Regions from separate parts of the Homo sapiens genome. Here regions 1 and 3 are each linked to region 2. The links are chromatin contacts, found by Hi-C or POLR2A ChIA-PET in ENCODE. All regions are on one chromosome and are shown on one strand. Each heading gives the region's core, a stretch centred on a gene start or an enhancer-like site at or near the end of the contact. The rest is flanking DNA. Distances are from core to core; before and after follow the strand shown. Region 1 has its middle 55 kb from the start of ABCG1. Region 2 overlaps UBASH3A (ubiquitin associated and SH3 domain containing A). Region 3 overlaps C2CD2 (C2 calcium dependent domain containing 2).

Evidence for each region. A loop is a pair of places that touch in the nucleus more often than their neighbours do. ChIA-PET counts read pairs that join two places held with the same protein, here RNA polymerase II (POLR2A). Pooled maps may share reads with other maps.
Region 1: a loop to region 2 is called in a map of DLD1, with 7 times the contacts of the local background. The contact joins two enhancer-like sites. A Hi-C loop is called at or near these places in 1 of 168 maps with a recorded cell type or tissue (DLD1) and 3 of 50 pooled maps. POLR2A ChIA-PET finds 5 or more read pairs at or near these places in 1 of 52 experiments (CD8-positive, alpha-beta memory T cell).
Region 3: a loop to region 2 is called in a map with no recorded cell type, with 4 times the contacts of the local background. The contact joins two enhancer-like sites. A Hi-C loop is called at or near these places in 1 of 168 maps with a recorded cell type or tissue (endothelial cell of hepatic sinusoid), 3 of 37 single-sample maps with no recorded cell type and 6 of 50 pooled maps. POLR2A ChIA-PET finds 5 or more read pairs at or near these places in 1 of 52 experiments (OCI-LY7).

The regions. Positions count from the first base shown.
Region 1 is chr21:42,162,178-42,166,437 of GRCh38, reverse strand. No RefSeq gene overlaps it. Among named protein-coding and RNA genes, the nearest start is that of ABCG1, 55 kb to the left of the region's middle. Within about 2 kb of position 1,842, at least 5 of the 41 ENCODE cell types and tissues checked have a DNase peak (open chromatin) inside an H3K27ac peak, as active enhancers do.
Region 2 is chr21:42,424,016-42,428,700 of GRCh38, reverse strand. It overlaps UBASH3A (ubiquitin associated and SH3 domain containing A), which reads right to left. Exons shown (of 15, transcript NM_018961.4): 8 at 1,881-2,004. Among named protein-coding and RNA genes, the nearest start is that of UBASH3A, 22 kb to the right of the region's middle. Within about 2 kb of position 2,805, at least 6 of the 41 ENCODE cell types and tissues checked have a DNase peak (open chromatin) inside an H3K27ac peak, as active enhancers do.
Region 3 is chr21:41,921,278-41,925,593 of GRCh38, reverse strand. C2CD2 (C2 calcium dependent domain containing 2) reads left to right here. Exons shown (of 14, transcript NM_015500.2): 3 at 3,509-3,622. Among named protein-coding and RNA genes, the nearest start is that of SNORA91, 25 kb to the left of the region's middle. Within about 2 kb of position 2,347, at least 6 of the 41 ENCODE cell types and tissues checked have a DNase peak (open chromatin) inside an H3K27ac peak, as active enhancers do.

The DNA of each region.
Region 1 (4,260 bases), core at 593-3,092, 260 kb after region 2:
AGCTCTCTCAGTCACAGAGCTTTAGGACTCTCTCCTGGACAGGCACGGGATTGAGTTTTTGATTCTTCTGTTTATCTCGTTTATATTAAATGACCTGACGCGTTTGATCTTGGTTCTCTCGTACGTGTACATGGGACGCTTTCTCTTTTTCTAATGAAAAGGTACAACATCAACACACGGCTTCCTCGTCGTATGGTTTGCTGGGTAATTCTTCATTCAGCCACACATCCTCCACTTCTCAGAACCAACACAGGTGCAGGTGCCCCTCTGCCTGCGCACGGACCTCATCTCCCTGCTGCATACCAGCTTTTGCCTTCGTGATGCGATCCTCCATGGCCTTTTCTGAAATGTGCGGCTGCAAGATTCTGTCTCCATTTCTTCCTGCACCCTTGCTTCGCCCAGGCTGGAGTGCAGTGGCGTGATCTCGGCGCACTGCAACCTCTGACTCCCGGGTTCAAGCGATTCTCATGCCTCAGCCTCTCGAGTAGTGGGGATTACAGGGGCCCGCCACCACGCCCGGCTAATTTTTGTATTTTTAGTAGAGATGGGGTTTCACCATGTTGGGGAGGCTGGTCTTGAACTCCTGACCTCAGGTGATCCGCCCACCTCGGCCTCCCAAAGTGCTGGGATTAGAGGCTTTAGCCACTGGGCCCGGCCAGCTGCTGCTTTTGATATCTCTTCCACCTCCATGGCTTGAGGTCTCACGTACACCCAGATTTCATTACAGATAGAGCTCATGTTTCTTATTCCTCTTGTTGTGTGCGGGTCTTCCTAGATGTTAAGGGGGAAATTCTGCCCTTAGACCACTGTTTTTGTTTGTTTTTTTGAGATGGAGTCTTGCTCTGTTTCCCAGGCTGGAGTGCAGTGACGGGATCTAGGCTCACTGCAACCTCTGCCTCCCAGGTTCAAGTGATTCTCCTACCTCAGCCTCCCGAGTAGGTGGGATTACAGGCATGTGCCACCACACCCAGCTAATTTTTGTATTTTTAGTAGAGATGGGGTTTCTCCATGTTGGCCAGGCTGGTCTCAAACTCCTGACCTCAGGTGATCCGCCCCCATCGGCCTCACACAGTGCTGGGATTACAGGCGTGAGCCACTGCGTCCAGCCTAGAACACTGTTTTTAAACTGAAAGTCTTGCTGTGTATTTTAAATCAGCTTTAATCATCATTAATAGACTTACTGAGTTTTTTTCTATTTAAGAAGAAAAACAGATGTTTTCCTTATTCAAAGAGAATCTATGGCCATTCTTTTATATTGCTGCTGGGTTATTAAAACAAGTTAGTCCATAGGTTAATGTAATATGGTTGGGAAGTAAGTCCAATTTCCTATAAATGAACAAAGCATGAGTAAATATAATTTCTCCACACAAGTAAGTAAAACAAACATCATAGTCCCCAGGTTAAAGTTATAAAAAATAAACCATCTGAGTTTGAGTAGACTCTCATAGGGAGATTACTGGCAATAAGTGACTCTGTTTCATGACGGCAAGATGCATAACTAGTTTTAAGTACAGTTTCCCAGAAAACTAAAGGTCTTTTTGTTCTCTGCCACTGATCTACACGTGTTTCAGCACAGTCTGCCTATCTACACAATGCCAGACACGTCCACACTGGGACTCGAACTCTCAGATGCACTTGTCTTGCACCTCTACACCCAAACGTTCTCACTTGAGTGTCCTTGCAACTTCTGGGCTCTGGTGCCAGCCATAATTTGACCCAACATCGAACCAAGATCTGGGGGTCAAATTAGTCTGTTTCTTTCTCCTTCCTCTGGCCACAGTTGCCTGACTTTGGACGGCTGCCTTTGACCCTGTGTGCAGGCTTAGAGGTTGTCAATCAAGGAGCTCCACCTCCTGGCCAAGTGTGGGGCTGGGATACAAGCCAGGCCAAGGAGACTCTAGTTTGAAACCCAGATCAGGGTGATGGAGGGATGGAGGTGAAACTGTCAAAAGCAATTCCTCCCAGGGCAGTGACCTGCAGACTCAACTACGTGGATCCCCAGAGCTACCTGGAAACTGCTCTTTCTTGGTTGGTTCTTTAGCTATTCCCCCGGCTCCAAGTTCCCACATACCCTGGCCTCTTGGATTCTCAGCCCATATTCTGTGGCCTGCAACCAAAGACCTTGACTAGCTCCTCTGATCACTAGCCCCATTCTAAAACCCAGAGGCCCATGCCAGACACTGGGTCAGGGCTAAGGGTTCTCCCAGCTGGTCTGCAGGTTGGTAGGCCAGGCTTTCTAATTAGGTCAAAGATGGCTTAGAAATCCAGGACAGGAATGCCAGGGGCATGGCCACCATGAGGAGAGCCCAGGGACCAGAACACAGGGCAGAGAGTCCCGAGTCAGGCAGGATGCTACCACGGGCAATGGGAGGTGGGCGCATGAGCTCTCTGTATTATTTCTGATAACTACTATCTTATCTACCCTTCTTTTTTTTGTTTGTTTTTTGTTTTTTGAGACGGAGTCTTGCTCTGTCGCCCAGGCTGGAGTGCAGTGTATCTTATCGACTCTTCTTATAATAATTATCTCAAAATAAAGAGATTTTAATGGCAGAAGTCAACAGGCTCGCACCCATTAACTACTCACCACACTCCCCAGGCCGTGCACTCTGACCTGGGGCTCACCTCTGACCGCACTGAGGACTGGGCACCTGGCACATCCCTCATGACCGACTTCCACTCCACCAGCGGGCCCAACCCTGCACCCCGCACCCCCCACTGAGCCCTAACATCTGTCCACTCACGTTCCCTCCTTCACCACTGCCCCTCCATCCGAAGCTGGCAGGGCCCTCTGCTCACAGCGACCCATTCCCCATTGCTTCCCAAGCCCCTCCTCCTCCCCCTCATCCAGGCTGTGTCTTCGCCTCCTGCCCTCCAGCCCACAAACCTGCCCATCTTGCAGAAGGCGAAAACAAACCCTTCTCTGCAACCAGGAGCCTCCTCAGCAGCCTCTTACCATTAGCAACCCAGGTCCCTAAGGAGCAATCTGCTCTTTGCCTCCATTCCTCATCCCTCACCCACCCCTGCCCAGCCATGCAGTCTCACCCTCACTAGCTCCTGCCCAGCCATGTGAGTCTCCCTCTCTCACACACCCCTGCACAGCCCTGTGAGTCTCCTCTCACTCACCCCTGCCCAGCCATAGGAGTCTCCCCCCACTCACCCCTACCCAGCCGTGTGAGTCTCCCCCAACTCACCCCTGTCCAGCCATGTGAGTCTCCCTCTCTCACTCACCCCTGCACAGCCCTGTCAGTCTCCTCTCACTTACCCCTGCCCAGCCATGGGAGTCTCTCCCGACTCACCTCTGCCCAGCCGTAGGAGTCACCCCCGACTAACCCCTGCACAGACATGTGAGTCTCCTCCTCACTCACCCCTACCCAGCCATGTGAGTCTCCCTCTCTCACACACCCCTGCCCAGCCATGTGAGTCACCCCACTTACTCCTGCCCAGACATGTGAGTCTCCTGCTCACTTATCCCTGCACAGCCATGCGAGTCTTCCCCCACTCACCCCTGCACAGCCACGTGAGTCTCCTCCCACTCACCCCTGCACAGCTATGCGAGTCTCCCCGACTCACCCCTGCACAGCCACGTAAGTCTCCCCCCAACTTATCCCTGCACAGCCCTATGAGTCTCCTCTCACTCACCCTTGCCCAGCCATAGGAGTCTCCCCCCACTCACCCCTACCCAGCCACATGAGTCTCCCCCAACTCACCCCTGCCCAGCCATGGGAGTCTCCCTTTCTCACTCACCCCTGCACAGCCATGAGTCTCCCCTCACTCATCCCTGCCCGGCGATGGGAGCCTCTCCCCACTCACCTCTGCCCAGCCATAGGAGTCACCCCCTACTAACCCCTGCCCAGCCTTGTGAGTCTCCTCCTCACTCACCCCTGCCCAGCCACGTGAGTCTCCCTCTCTCACACACCCCTGCCCAGCCATGTGAGTCACCGCTCACTCACTCCTGCCCAGACATTTGAGTCTCCTCCTCACTTATCCCTGCACAGCAAAGTGAGTCTCTCCCCAGCTCACCCCTGCACAGCCATGCGAGTCTCCCCCTACTCACCACTGCCCAGCCGTGCAAGTCTCCCCCAACTCACCCCTGCACAGCCATGGGAGTCTTCCCCAACTTACCCCTGCACAGCCATGCAAGCCTCCCCCCACTCACTGCTGCCCAGCCATGTGTCTCCCCCCATTCACCCCTGCACAGCCACACAAGTCTCCCCCGACTCACCCCCGCACAGCCACGAGTCTCCCCACACTCGCCCCTGA
Region 2 (4,685 bases), core at 1,556-4,055:
GGTACTTCTCCACAGTACCCAGGTATTGGGTCAAATGTTATTTTAGATGTCACTGTGAAGGTATTTTTTAAAAATGAGATTAACATTTAAGTCACTAGGCTGAGTAAAACAGAATGGTCTCTGTTTTACTCCAGATGATAGGGTTGTTGGAATCCATGGTACTAGCTCAATCTTTTTAAATAGCTGAAAGTCCTTATTAAAAACATTTAAAGCTTTTTAAATAATCCCCAGGCCACAGCCCTGGGGAGTCTCGGCTCTCCCAAGTCTGGGCCTTTCTCACATGGTGAACGCTGATCGCCATTTCTCATGGACCCAGCTTCAGAGACACATTCTTGATTTCTCAAGAAAAGGCCTCCTCACCTAGCCACCAAGGCTGCAAAGACCTGCCAAGGCCACTTAGCTTTGGGCTGATTTGCACCAGCTGCCAGGAGGTGCAAATGGCGACAGGGACGCTGCGTGTGGGTTGACTGTTTAGCTTCCACAGCAGAAGTTTACTCTCCCACAGTCCTGGAGGCTGGAGGTCAGAGATGATGGTGTTGCCAGGGCTGGTTCCTTTTGAGGCCTCTCTCTGGGGCTTGCCGGTGGTGTCCCCTCCCTGTGTCCTCACAGGGCCATCCCTCTTGTGTGTCTGTTTCCTCATCCCCTCTTCTTATAAGGGCAGCAGTCAGATTGGATCAGATTGCATCACCTGTGTTGCCTCATTTAACCTTAAATACCTCTTTAAAGGCCTTGTCTACAAATACAATCACATTCAGTGAGACTGGGGGTTAGGACTTCGAGATAGGAATTTTGGAGGCACACAATTCAATCCGTAACAGAGGGTGAGCGTTGACCTTAGGGTGAGCCACTGACAAGTCCCGGCAGAGCCTTCCTTTGGTTGTTCTGGAGATTTATGGACCAGGCACCAGGATGGGCCCTGGGGACTAGGGAATAAGCCTGGCTACTGTGACCCCACCCTCTGGGCACAATAGTTTCTCCGCACCAGGGGCCTGGCCGTGGTGGGCACTGGATGGCCCATCTCACATAATCCTTCCAACAATCTGATGGGAGGGTGGTTAGGAGTCTGTGTGCTCTCCGACAAGCTTCCTAGCCTCCATGAGCCCCAGTTTTCAGATCTGTAAAATGGGTAGGGGGCAGGAATAGCGCCTCCTGTGTCGATTGGGGATAGCAAGGATGAGAGATCCTAAAGTAACGTGTGCGGCACATGGCAGGGCACAGGCGGACGAATTTGGGAAGAACAAGGACAGAGAGGCATTTTCACTACTGTGGCAACCAGACAAAGGCCAGCAGCAGGTACAGCCCCTTCCTGAGGGCTCCTCTGTAAGGAGTGTGAAGCTTCAGATCACAGGACAGGGATCAGGGATGTGATGTCACTTGTTTGCGTTCAGGGAGGGGCTGCCTGCTCCTTGGTGTCCCTGCCTGGCAGCCTGCACTCCTGGATGTGCCCCATGAGGGTGGCCAGCTCGGGGTGCCCTGCTGTGCCCTGGACCCTGGCCTGAGTCTGCTGACCCCCAGGTTATGGAGAGTTTTGCCTCAAAAGATGAGGGGCCAAGGCACCGGGGCAGGTGACGTCTTGGGGACCTCTTGGCTCATGAATGAGGGAATGGGATGAGAACTCGGGATTCAGCTGCCTTGAGGAGCTCAAGGTGGGGCACTCTGCCATGAAGGGGTGGCTCCCTGTCTGCCCAGAGCAGACAGACCAGGGCAGGACCCCCGGCACCCTCAGACCTGGGAGGCCCCCTTGCTGACCACGCTCTAGGGCAGGGAGGATGTGTCTATGGAACAAAAGCTACACCTACGAAGCTGTGTCCACCGTGAAGTTAATACAAAGTGTAGTTTTGCTTAGTTTACTTAAAAGAAAAAAGGGAATGTTCTATTACCTGCAAGGCCTGTAAGCTGCTAAGACTCCTTGCCGTTTGTGGAAGAAATTCCCCGCTGCATCTGCTGCTGGCTTCACCATCCTTTCTGGAGTTCAGGTCTGTGGCTAGACTGAAGGTGTACATCCTGCAGGGGAAGGAAAGCACGGCTTGAACAGAAGTGAGACCATGTTGTTGCCATGGAGACCCAGCATCTGGTCATGTATGTACTTGAGAATGTCCGGGACAACCTCAGCAGAAAGGTTCCCATGAGCACAAAATGAAGTAGCGTGTGCAAAGTGCTCAGGACTCAGGAAGTGTGGATGATGTGTTTGTTTTATTACAATGATCACCGTCTATGATGGGTAATTTTACATGTCAACGTGGCTAGGCCACAGTACCCAGGTATTGGGTCAAATGTTATTTTAGATGTCACTGTGAAGGTATTTTTTTAGAATGAGATTAACATTTAAGTCACTAGGCTGAGTAAAGCAGAGACCACCCTTCAGATGATGGGGCTGTTGGACTCCATGGTGCTGGCTCAATCTTTTTAAATAGCTGAAAGTCCTTATTAAAAACATTTAAAGCTTTTTAAATCAGAAAATGGTCCTTGAATGTCTCGACACATCACTGTGAGTGGGTCTCATCCAACCAGTTGAAGGCCTTAAGAGGAAACGAACTGGGGTCCCATGAGGAAGGGGAAATCCTGCCTCCAGACCACCTTTGGACTTGAGCTGTAACCTCAACTCTTCCCAGGGTCTCCCATCTGCCAGCCTGCCCTGCAAATTGTGCACTTGCCAGGCTCACAGTCTTGAACCAATTCCTTCAACTAGATCTCTCTCTCTCTTTCTCTCTCGGTCACTCTCTGTCTCTCTGTCTTTGTCTCTGTCTCTGTCTGTGGGGAACCCTGACTAATACACCATCCCCTTTGATCCACTCTGGGAGGAACTGACACACCACCACAGTTTACTGTTCTCAGCCATGCACAGGGCATGTTTCTATTTATCCAGCCCATTTGCAAATGTTTGCATTTCTCCCATAGAGGTCTCAAGTCCCCACATTCTCATAAAACCAGCAGTAGCTCCCACTCCTCCACCGAGACCCGTCCAGAGCCAGGAAGGGCATCTTTTCTTCTGCATCTCAGCATCTGCGTTACACATGATCTTCTCACACTATTACCTGCCCTGTCTCCATCTATAAACTATGGCAGGTCCAGGCCAATTTACTTTGCATCTTCTCAAGCTGTCAGATGCCATTAGATAGGAAATGCACACTTGAGTTGATCCTAAGTAGACCAAGAATATAGATAGTCTCATTGGAACAATCGACAGTTTCCTCTTCAAATTAACATGCTCAGAGCAGTGAGGCACAATTCATAGCCCCACATTAGCACAGGAAATATTGGTTGGTTTCCCCTTCCTGAGGGCAAGGCGAGGGCACCCACAGCCTCCCTGCGGCTCGCTCTGCAGACAGTAGGGCTTTGCTATCAACTGATGACATCTGTGAGGTTTACAGAGAGAAACGGAGTGCATTTTGCTAGTCTTTCAAATGAAATACAATCAAGATTATGCTGTGAACATGGGTGACGGAAGGAGAAAGAAAAGAGCTTAGCATTTTCACATTTCCATTTTTCTCTTTGACTTAAGAGAGCCTCTTGACAGTAACTTACACCATGAAACAGATGTGTTTGAATTCTCCCTGGTTCTTAAAAGGACATAGCTGCCATCTGGGGGTTGCATCACTACGTCCCTGTGTTCATTTCCTGGGGCGGCCATAACAAAGTCCCACAGCTGAGCGGCTTCAACGACAGCCACAGATGCCCTCATAGTCCTGGAGGCTGCGAGTCTGAGGTCAAGCCACCATTGAGGCTGGTCTCTCTTGAGGCCTCTCTCCTTGGCTTGTAGACAGGTACTTCTCCTCGTTTCCTCACAGGCTGTCCCTCTGTGTGTGTCTGTGTCCTCATTTCTTCTTATAAGGACACCAGACATATTGGATCAGGGCCCACTCTAATGCCCTCATTTGAACTTAGTCACCTCTTTAAAGACCCTGTCTCCAAATAAGTTCACATTCTGAGGTGTTAGGGGTCAGGACCTCCACATATGAATGTTGGCAGAATGCAATTTAGCCCTTAATTGTACCTTTCTTATGTCTGAGATATTTGCTGTAAACTTGCTCTGAGGTTTTTGAAGTAATCTGCTGTGTCTGTCTTCAGTGTTGGGAAAGTCCTCATCTTGACTGGGGGATGGCACTTATTCTCCCGAGCCCTCACACTCAAGCCCCCCTGTTGTTTGTCCCACAGGGGTGCTCCCCTCTGCTCTCCTGGACAGAGGATTGGAAGCTGCTGTGGTTTGTGAATACGGTCCTCCATCACCAGTCTCTCCAGGCCATCTCTGATCTTCAAAGCAATGGACAAACATTACAGTGTGATTTTGCGGTAGATAAGTCCAAAGAATCCCTGCACCGTCTGGCACGGAGGCTGAGGCTGGGGTCATTATAGTGGTGATGGGTGACTGGTGTGTTAATTGACAAGTACTATTCATCAGAGCTGCAGACTCTTACCTGGAAAGGTGCCCTCTGTGGCGGGCAGGGGGATTCCTCCTGGTGCGCCTGCAGGTCTGTTTCCAGGCACTCTAATGCCAGTGGTTCTGCTGCTTGGATCGTGCAAGTGTGAGTCCTGACCAGGGCTCGTAGGAAGTAATTATTCAACATCTGCACAGCTATCTGTCAGTCCGTGGGTCAGCTGGCCTCTGGACATTGCTGTCTGACCCCATTTTCCACTAATGAATATGTCAGTGATGTGTGGAGACATTCAAGGATCATTTTCCGATT
Region 3 (4,316 bases), core at 1,098-3,597, 500 kb after region 2:
TATTTGTTAGGGTGGCAGAGGCAGGGGCTGGCGCTGGAAGAGGACTTGGCCCTAATGTTTATCCCTCCAAGTGGAGCAGGAGCAGTATTTTGTTTGGCCATGTAAAAATTTGAGGCAGGTTCAGAATGTTTCTTTCTGCTGGAACGCAGTGGCACAATCACGGCTCACTGCAGCCTCAAACCCTTGGGCTCAAGTGATCCTCTCACTTTACCCTTCTGAGTAGCTGGGACTACAGGTGCACACCACCATGCTTGGCTAATTTTTTTTTTTTTAAGAGATGGAGTCTTGCTATGTTGCCCAGGCTAGTCTTGAACTCCTGGACTCAAGCAGTCCTCCTGCCTCAGCCTCCCAAAGCACTGGGATTACAGGCGTGAGCCACCACACTCGGCCTAAATTGTTTCTTTAATTAACTTTTCTAGCCAAATTCTGAGGGGAGGCTAAGAAAGGCTTGGTCTGCACTGTAGGTTTTATTTAGAGGGTAGCGAAGCCCTAGGGTTGGGGAAGACACGCCAGGGGGTTACTATGAAAAGACATCACACATTCTGTCCTAGAGTAGAATGTAGAGATTACATTACCTTAGTGATGGGGCTTCAGTGATTACTTATGAGCTTTGGAGTCCCGCATTCTAGAAGTTTTAAAGTCTTTTTATCTATTTACTTATTTATTTGCTTGCTTTTAATCAAGTGCTTGGTTCTCTGTGTATCAGGGAGTGCGTGGTGGGAAGCTTTCTGCAGAACTGGATACGAAAGAAAATGAAATTCTTTCTTGCTCGGGTTGAGGCTCTGAGTCTGTTTTCTTGGTACAATGCTGATTAGCTTAGTAGAGAAGGCTCCAGAGGAATTATGCAGTGCTCAGAGTCAGGGTTGGGTTTTTAAATTTATTTTTATTTTTTATTTTTTACTTTAAGCAGTAAAAGGAGTGGGCTGTTGAGACCAAGGACAGGGAATTTTCTCAGTGTCATGCCATTGGTGCGTGTAACTCATCTGGCCACAAAGCATGTTCCTCCGTAAAGGACTGTTTATAGATCATTTATTTTTAACATGAATAGACAACATTTCTTATACAAACATTTTTTTGTTCTGGCCCTTTGTGAACTCTGGAGATGATGGAAATATGTAATTAACTCATGTGTATCAGTCTTCTGAACGTGGCGTTATAAGAACCGGTAGAAAGAGTTGCACGACTTTCTGCCAATATTGAGAGAAGGCAGGATTTTCTTTTTCTAGCTCTGTGGCATTGAGGTATTTGGTTGTGGATATTGGATGTTGACCCCTGCCCGGGCCTTAGTGCCCAGGTTCCGTTTTTGTTCCAGAGTGGGATGGGCCACTGGTGGGAAGAGCTGGACCCAGGGCTTGGCTGCGGCCAGGAGCCAGCAGATGAGAAAGTACAGGGGAATGTCCTAGCCCTGAACTTGGGGGAATAGCAGGCCCTGACTGAGTAATTATTTTGATAATCTTTCCATTTGGTATTTTAGATTCTGATAAATCCACCAGAGAATTAAAGAATTTTCTCTTCCTGTCCTGTGACTCCCTGCAGTGGAGTCAGTGGTTCTTTTGGGAATGAGGAGGTCAGTCTGACTTACCCTCAGCTCCTGGTAGCTTTGCTTTTTGGCCAAACACTGGCCACCTACGGAACCCCCTTGTGCCTGCCCTGTGGTCCAGCCCACTGTGCCCCTGGCCTCCCCTCTCCTCCTCCTGGCCAGTACACACCTGGCACCTGGCCTGGTAATTATCCCACACGTGTCTGCTTGGCCCTCTGCCCCCGGGAGGGGAGCGGGGAGGGGTCTGACCTCTCATTCTACATCAGCTTCTGTAGAGGAATCTGTGGCAGAAACTAGATCTCTCTCTGTGCCATGGTAGCTGTGAAAAGCACCCCTCTTAATACTGTATGATTATGATTTATGTCAGGAAACCACAGTTTGGTTTATTCCTGAGGTTATTATCTTTCTCTGTCTGACAGTTTCTTCAACGAGCTCATTTTATAATTCTGGTTTTGGTACGGCTGCATAATTTTATAATTGTTTGATACTTTGTATGTTTTTCCAATTACTCCCACCTTTTTGAAAACCATGATCGCCTCGAAATTATTTAGGTGGAAGCAACCCATTGTGTTCTGGGTAATTTAAGAAAACTTTTTTTACTTCTAACATCTATAACTTACTTTCTCTTTAAGACTCATTTTTAGCAAAAGAACTTGGCTAATGGCTTTGACTGTGTATGAATGTGGAAACATTTGGGGAATTAAAAATCAGCTATTGTGGAGAAATAGAACAAGATGATATTTAAAGAAAAAGACTTTGTTGGCCGGGCACGGTGGCTCATGCCTGTAATCCTAGCACTTTGGAAGGCCGAGGTGGGCGGATCACGAGGTGAGGAGATCGAGACCCTCCTGGCTAATGGTGAAACCCCGTCTCTACTAAAAACACAAAAAATTAGCCGGGAGTAGTAGCACACGCCTGTAAACCCAGCCACTCGGGAGTTTGAGGCAGGAGAATCGTGTGAACCCGGGAGGCGGAGGTTGCAGTGAGCTAAGATTGTGCCACTGCACTCCAACCTGGGCGACAGAGTGAAACTCCATCTCCAAAAAAAAAAAAAGGAAAAAGACTGTATTACATGTGGAAAGCGCATGATAACTAGATTTGGTCAAGACTTTAGCTGCTAAGAAAGTCATCAGGAAGCAAAGATTTGAAACATTGTTTCTGGTTTTCAAACTATATTATAGAAAAGGTTTTAATCTGAATATTTATCCAACTTTGAAACTCTAAATTTGTATCCTTGCTAACATATAAAGTCCAGATTATTTTGATATAAAGATGCCTAGGCCAGGCGTGGTGGCTCACACCTGTAATCCCAGCACTTTGGGAGGCTGAGGTGGGTAGATCAGCTGAGGCCAGGAGTTCGAGACTGGCCTGGCCAACATGGTGAAACTTTGTCTCTACTAAAAATACAAAAATTTGCTGGCCATGGTGGCACACACCTGTAATCCCAGCTACTTGGGAGGCTGAGGTGGGAGAATCACTTGAACCAGGGAGGCGGAGGTTGCAGTGAGCCGAGATTGCTCCACTGCACTTCAGCCTGGGTGACAGAGTGAGACTCCGTCTCAAAAAAAAAAAAAAAAGATGCCTATGGCAGCTGAGCACAGTGGCTCATGCCTGCAATCCCAGCACTTTGGGAGGCCAAGGTGGGAAGATTGTTTGAGCTCAGGAGTTCAAAACCAGCCTCAGTAATACAGGTAGAGCCCATCTTTACAAAAAAGACAAAAACAAAAATTAGGTGGGTGTGGGGGCACACCCCTGTAGTTTCATGTACTCAGGAGGCTGAGGTGGGAAGATCGCCTGAGCTGGGGAGGTGGAGGTTGCAGTGAGCTGAGATCGCGCCACTGCACTCCAGCCTGGGCGACAGAGTGAGACCTTGTCTCAAAAAAAAAAAAAGAAGAAGAAGAAGATGCGTATGCACGCGCTGTCCTTTGTTTTGGATACAGTTTTCTCCCTTACCTGTGCCTCCTCCAGGTGGTGGTCTGTCACGTGGTGGGCCAGGCTATTCAGTTCTTGGTCAGCGAGACGCCTGCCTTGGGTGCTGGATGCCGGCTGTACGACATGCGGCTCTCCCCTTTCCATTTACAGGTAAAGATGTGTAGACTTTGCAAGTTATGAGACCCGTCACAGTTCTCAGAAATGTGAAGAGTGAGCATGGTGTGAGTCAGAGGGCTGTAACGTTCATGTTTTTATTAATTATCATTCATGTCATAATTTTCAAACTGTAACCTTTCATATAGGATTTTCTATGTAGGAAATGATCACACACACTACACATTACACACACACACTACACACACACACATACATTTATAATAAACTCAGGGGTTGCCTCTTTCGGGCATTTGAATGAGGCAGGGTGTTGTTGACGGATATGATAAGGCAGGTGGCATCTGAGAGGAGAAAAGTAGTTCTGGTTCCGAATCCAGCGCTGGTTGCAGCTTGGAAACACAGCTGAGTGGCTGCCGTGGGGCATTCCTCTTTTCAGTTTTTGACAAAGTTGATTTAAAAAGAACCCCCTTATTATTTTTATAAGTTAAAAAATTAGTATTACCATTATTCCATGTTTTCATAATAGACATAAGAATAAAGACATATATATAATTTTACACATCTCTATAATTTTATAGAGAGAGACTTACGGATCTCTAATAATTACAATAAGCCCAGTGAGACTTTGGTTGCCCAAATCATCAGAGAGCTGTGCGTCTCTCACATCCGGCCAGATATTCACTGGAGTTCCTCTTTAGCTGGTATTTAAAAATTGCAGATGTCTGGGCTT